Regions from separate parts of the Homo sapiens genome. Here region 1 is linked to region 2. Evidence: read pairs that join two places in POLR2A ChIA-PET (ENCODE). Cell type or tissue: PC-9. All regions are shown on one strand. Links, peaks and the distances in the headings refer to the core of each region. The heading gives the core; the rest is flanking DNA.

Evidence for each region. Peaks named below come from ENCODE experiments on the same cell type or tissue, not always from the same donor. Only the 100,000 strongest peaks of a DNase experiment are listed, where the experiment ranks them.
Region 1: POLR2A ChIA-PET joins it to region 2 with 10 read pairs; 5 of 35 experiments call an interaction of 5 or more read pairs at or near these places.

Annotation. Positions count from the first base shown.
Region 1 is chr1:23,954,126-23,957,036 of GRCh38, reverse strand. It overlaps LOC124903877 (a long non-coding RNA gene), which reads left to right. Exons shown (of 4, transcript XR_007065541.1): 2 at 519-521. Among named protein-coding and RNA genes, the nearest start is that of PNRC2, 4.2 kb to the left of the region's middle. In PC-9, for the core only: no CTCF peak of the experiment used is centred there; a DNase peak (open chromatin) is centred at 1,676.
Region 2 is chr1:23,723,710-23,726,620 of GRCh38, reverse strand. No RefSeq gene overlaps it. Among named protein-coding and RNA genes, the nearest start is that of ELOA, 18 kb to the left of the region's middle. RefSeq lists an enhancer at 2,567-2,626. In PC-9, for the core only: no CTCF peak of the experiment used is centred there; no DNase peak of the experiment used is centred there.

The DNA.
Region 1 (2,911 bases), core at 221-2,720, 230 kb before region 2:
CAAATAGGAAAATGTTGATGCCGACAAACAGCTCTCAGGATACAGCTCACCTAAACTGGAAGCCAAATGCATAATAAATACATGGATGTTTAATACAAAATATTTAGCAAAGATTTATCTGGTGCCTACTTTGTGCCAGGCACTATGCCACGCTCTGGGGATACAGCAGTGAAGGAGGCTCCATCCTGGCCCTAAAGGAACCCAAAAGCTGTTTCCTTTACAATTTACCAGAGAGGGAAACTAGTGTCTGGGAAGATTTATTCCCTCCCTTCTTCCCCTGAGAGTCAAGGACAGGCAAGGCCAAAATCAGCCTGCTAACCTCACTCAGGAGGTGCAGGTAACAAACATTGTTACTGGACCCTGCAAATAAAGTAGAAAAGGAGGGGGACTCTCACAACTTGCTGAAATTTTTTCACTGGAGGATCTGTTTTGAGCTATGTATCAGTGGCAACCAAAATCAATGAAATCATTAGGAAAACATTATCTACCTAATCTGTAAGTAGAGGTGGAGCAAAAAGCAAGTGTTTCTGGGCCGGGCACAGTGGCTCACGCCTGTAGTCCCAACACTTTGGGAGGCCGAGGTGGGCAGATCACGTGAGGTCAGGAGTTCGAGACCAGCCTGGCTAACTTGGTGAAACACTGTTTCTACTAAAAATACAAAAAATTAGCTGGACGTGTGGCGCATGCCTGTAATCCCAGCTACTTGGGAGGCTGAGGCAGGAGAATCGCTTGACCCCGGGAGGCAGAGGTTGCAGTGAGCCGAGATCGCGCCATTGCACTCCAGTTTGGGCAACAACAGCAGAACTCTGTCTCAAAAAAAAAAAAAAGAAAGTGTTTCTGAAAGCCCAGCTTTGGGGGAGAGACAGGTTGTAGGCTGAGGCATACAACTGCACCAGTGCCGGGGTAGTTGGAGAAATCACCCAGGTTTGCCATGGCTTTGGAATAAGTATATAGTAGAATCGACTGGCCTTCAGGCTGAGTCTCAGTTTCTTCATCTGTAGAATGGCAATCCTCCCTGTCTTGTAGAGCTCATGGTAGGAGCCAATGAAATAATAAATGTAAAAGCACTTTTATGATGTAGATTTAGAATACACCTGTAATTCCAACACTTTGGGAGGCAGAGGCGGGAGGATCACTTGAGCCCAGGAGTTCAGGACCAGCCTGGGCAACATGGTGAAACCCCATCTCTACAAAAATTACAGAAATTAGCTGGGAGTGGGAGGTGGTGTGCCCCTGTGGTCCCAGCTACTTGAGAGGCGGAAGTGGGAGAATTCCTTGAGCCCAGGATGTCGAGACTGCAGTGAGCCATGATCACACCACTATACTCCAGCCTGGGCAACAGAGCAAGACCCTGTCTCAAAAATAAACAGAACATGCTAAAAACGTTAGGTACTTTAATATTATCCCCCAACTCCACCCCCGCCCTAGCGAGTCCATTTCAAAACAAAAGCTGGTTTGGTTCTTTTTCTTCTTTAAGCTCATATATGAAATCAGATGGTCAACTTTGAATGTTTTTGCAGGTCTGTCCGCTCAGGGCTTAATTCAGTTTGAAGAAGCAAGCAAATTCTTAGAACCTGCCAGAAGAGTGAAATGGAACACCTGCCCACTGTTTCGATGTGCCTCAGAGCTCTGATCTTGTTGCCAAACTGATTGCAAAACACACACCCCTCCCCACACCATGAATTCATTTCCTGGGGAAGCATCTGCTGCCTCCCTGCTTGCTCAGACATTCCTGAGAAGTGTCAAATCTGTTCTTAACCATTGCAGCCATTTTGGTCTAATTACTAAACGGGGCACAGGAAGTCAATGATGAACTCCCACGCCTCCTGTCGACGCTGATCCAGGGGTCCAACCTTCAAGACCCTTAAAGGATTCTGATGCCCAGACCCCATCCCAGAATCAGAATCTTTGAGCACGGGGCTGCGGCTATTCCAATCCAGTTGATTCCAATGTCTCACTCCAGTTGAGAATCACTGCTTTCAGTTTTGCTAAGGGCAATCCCCTGGTGTGGAGGCATGTTTATGAAGGAGACCCCCTTTGTCCTATGTAATTCTCAAAGTTGGTGATAACACCAAATAACCCCAACAAGTCAGAAACTAGCTCCGGAACACCCAGAGTTGTTTAGATTAGCTTTTAAAAGTGATTTTCACACAGGTGGACTCCCAAGCTCGGCCATGGGGTTCCTTGCTAGTTTGTTGATCCCAGCCGTCTAATTCTTGGCCCATTCCAGAGTTTTGGCCTCAGTCCCCAGGCCAAAGCTGAACGGAGAGACGGGCAGCGATCTCTCCAATGGCTGAACGGAGAGATGGGCAGCGATCTTGAGAGGAATTTATGAAACAGGCTGAGACTGCTACCTGCATTGATAGGAAGAGGAAATCTGGAACACACCGTGCTCACTCCCCCCAAAATAATGGTATATCGGAGCCATCTATTTACATGTAAGACCATAACAATGCCTGTCCCCCAACTATTCACACCTGTGGCATGAGGAAGAGACACACCATCCCCAGCTCAGAAATAATGGGAGGCTCTAAAGAGAATCAAAGGAGACATGAAACCACTGAAGCTCCCACACAGTGTTTGGTTGACAGTATTCTCTGGATTCCTGTAAAACATGCTTGCTTTATCACTTTCTACGTTTTATTTGTGTTTGTTTGTGTTTTTTTGTTTTTTTTTTTTGAGATGGAGTCTTGTTCTGTCACCCAAGCTGGAGTGCAGTGGCGCAATCTCGGCTCACTGCAACCTCTGCCTCCTGGGTTCAAGCGATTCTCCTGCCTCAGCCTCCCGAGTAGCTGGGATTACAGACGCCTGCCATTACACCCTGCTAATTTTTATTTATTTATTTATTTATTTATTTATTTTGAGACAGAGTCTCACTCTGTGGCCCAGGCTGGAGTGCAGTGGCACAATC
Region 2 (2,911 bases), core at 288-2,787:
CAGGCTGGAGTGCAACGGTGCAATCTCCGATCACCGCAACCTCTGCCTCCTGGGTTCAAGCAATTCTCCTGCTTCAGCATCCCGAGTAGCTGGGATTACAGGCATGCGCCACCACGCCCAGCTAATTTTTTTATTTTTAGTAGAGACGGGGTTTCTCCATATTGGTCAGGCTGGTCTTGAACTCCCGACCTCAGGTGATCCACCCACCTCGGCCTCCCAAAGTGCTGGGATTACAGGTGTGAGCCAGCGCGCCCGGCCCGCTTATCCTTCTCTTAATAATACACTGTGGAGCACCTTCCATATCAGCATGCTATTCCATTTTGTAGACTTACTGTAATTTATTTAACTTATAAATATTTAAGGCAGGGTAAGGTGGATCATTCCTATTATCCCAACACTTTGGGAGGCCAAGACGGGAGGAGCACTTGAGCCCAGGAATTTAAGACCAACCCAGGTAACAAAGCGAGCGAGACCCAGTCTCTACAAAAAAAAAAATTTTAGGCCAGGTGCGGTGGCTCACGCCTCTAATCCCAGCACTTTGGGAGGTGAAGGCAGGCGGATCACCTGAGATCAGGAGTTCAAGACCAGCCAGGCCAACATGGGGAAACCCCATCTCTACTAAAAATACAAAAATTAGCCAGGCGTGATGGCAGGTGCCTGTAATCCCAGCTACTTGGGAGGCTGAGGCGGGAGAATTGCTTGAACCTGGGAGATGGAGGCTGCAGTGAGCCGAGATCGTGCCATTCCAGCCTAGGCGACAGAGCAAGATTCCATCTCAAAATAAATAAGTAAATAAATAAATAAATAAATAAGGCAGGTGTGGTGGCTCACACCTGTAATCCCAGCACTTTGGGAGGCTGAGGCGGGTAGATCATGAGGTCAGGAGATGGAGACCAGCCTAGCCAACATGGTGAAACCCTGTCTGTACTAAAAATATAAAAATTAGCCAGGTGTGGTGGCACGTGCCTGTAGTCCCAACTACTCGGGAGGCTAAGGCAGGAGAATCACTTGAACTCAGGAGGCAGAGGCTGCAGTGAGCTGAGATCATGCCACTGCACTCCAGCCTGGGCGACAGAGCGAGACTCCGTCTCAAAATAAATAAATAAATAAATATTTATTTATGTTGTCCTCTGTTTTTTTCTTTTTCTTTTTTTTGAGATGGAGTCTCGCTCTGTCACCCAGGCTGTAGTGCAGTGGCGTGGTCTCGGCTCACTGCAAGCTCTGCCTCCCGGGTTCACGCCATTTTCCTGCTTCAGCCTCCTGAGTAGCTGGGACTACAGGCACCTGCCACCACACCTGGATAATTTTTTTTTTTTTTTTTTTTTGTATTTTTAGTAGAGACGGGGTTTCACCATGTTAGCCAGGATGGTCTCGATCTTCTGACCTTGTGATCCGCCTGCATTGGCCTCCCAAAGTGCTGGGATTACAGGCATGAGCCACCGCGCCCGGCCTTTTTTTTTTTGAGACAGAGTCTCGCTCTGTCGCCCAGGCTGGAGTGCGGTGGCGCCATCTCGGCTCACTGCAAGCTCCGCCTCCCAGATTCACGCCAGTCTCCTGCCTCAGCCTCCCAAGTAGCTGGGATTACAGGCGCCCACCACCATGCCTGGCTAATTTTTATATTTTTAGTAGAGACAGGGTTTCACCATGTTGGCCAGGCTGGTGTCGAACTCCTGACCTCAAGTGAGTCTGCCCGCCTCAGACTCCCAAAGTGCTGGGATTACAGGCGTGAGCCACTGCGCCCGGCCTAGTTTTTCCTTCTTTAAAAAACAACTGATGCATTCACCTAAATTTGTGCGGTTGGACACTGTAGGATAATTCTAAGTAGAATTCTGGAGTCAAAGTCATGCATCTATAAGATTTTGATAGATACTGTAAAATTCTCCTCCAGAAAGGCTCTGCCAATGTACATTTCCACCAACACTGTAAGAAGTGCCTGTTTTCCATGCCCTTGCCTACGATGGGTACATTTTCCTGTTGCTTTTTCTGTACCACACATAAACTGCCTCCCTTAAGCTGCCTTCTTGTTTTTATAATTTGTTCAGTTTCACCAGCATGATTACAACTATAAAAGGAACAAAACAAAATAATCTACGTCTAGGAAACACACCAAAATGATGGCAGTGATTGGATTTATGTGGGCATGACATAAGTGATTTTTTTTTTTTTTTGAGATGGAGTTTCGCTCCTGTTGCCCAGGCTGGAGTGCAATGATGCAATCTTGGCTCACTGCAACCTCCGCCTCCCAGGTTCAAGCAATTCTCCTGTCTCAGCCTCCCGAGTAGCTGGGATTACAGGCATGCGCCACCATGCCCAGCTAATTGGGTATTTTTAGTAGAGACGGGGGTTTCTCCATGTTGGTCAGGCTGATCTCGAACCCCTGACCTCAGGTGATCCGCCTGCCTCGGCCTCCCAAAGTGCTGGGATTACAGGCGTGGGCCACCGAGCCCGGCCTATAAGTGATTTTTTTTTTCAGTATTTTCTAAATGCTCTTAAGTGAGTATTGCAGAAATTTTCTCCCTTTTCCCCCACCCATCCCTTTATTTTTTATTTAAAAGAAGAAAAATGCCCAGAGTGTTAATCTTCAGGGCAACATGGAGGAGAGTGGCTAAAGAGACTGTTGCCCTGTAGTGCAGTCAGGTTTTGTAGGACAACTGATGCTTCCCCTGCTGCCCTCCACAACTCTCACAAGTGGATGGACTGAATAGGGAAGGTGGTAAAGAAGAAGTGAAAGTAGCTGGAACTACTCAGGGCCTGAGGCAAGGTGAAAAAGAGTAAGAAGCCCGAAAAGGGGCTGGGTGCAGTGGCTCATGCCTGTAATCCCAGCACTTTGGGAGGCCGAGGTGGGGCGGATCATGAGGTCAGGAGTTAGAGCCCAGCCTGACTAGCATGGTGAAACCCCGTCTCTACTAAA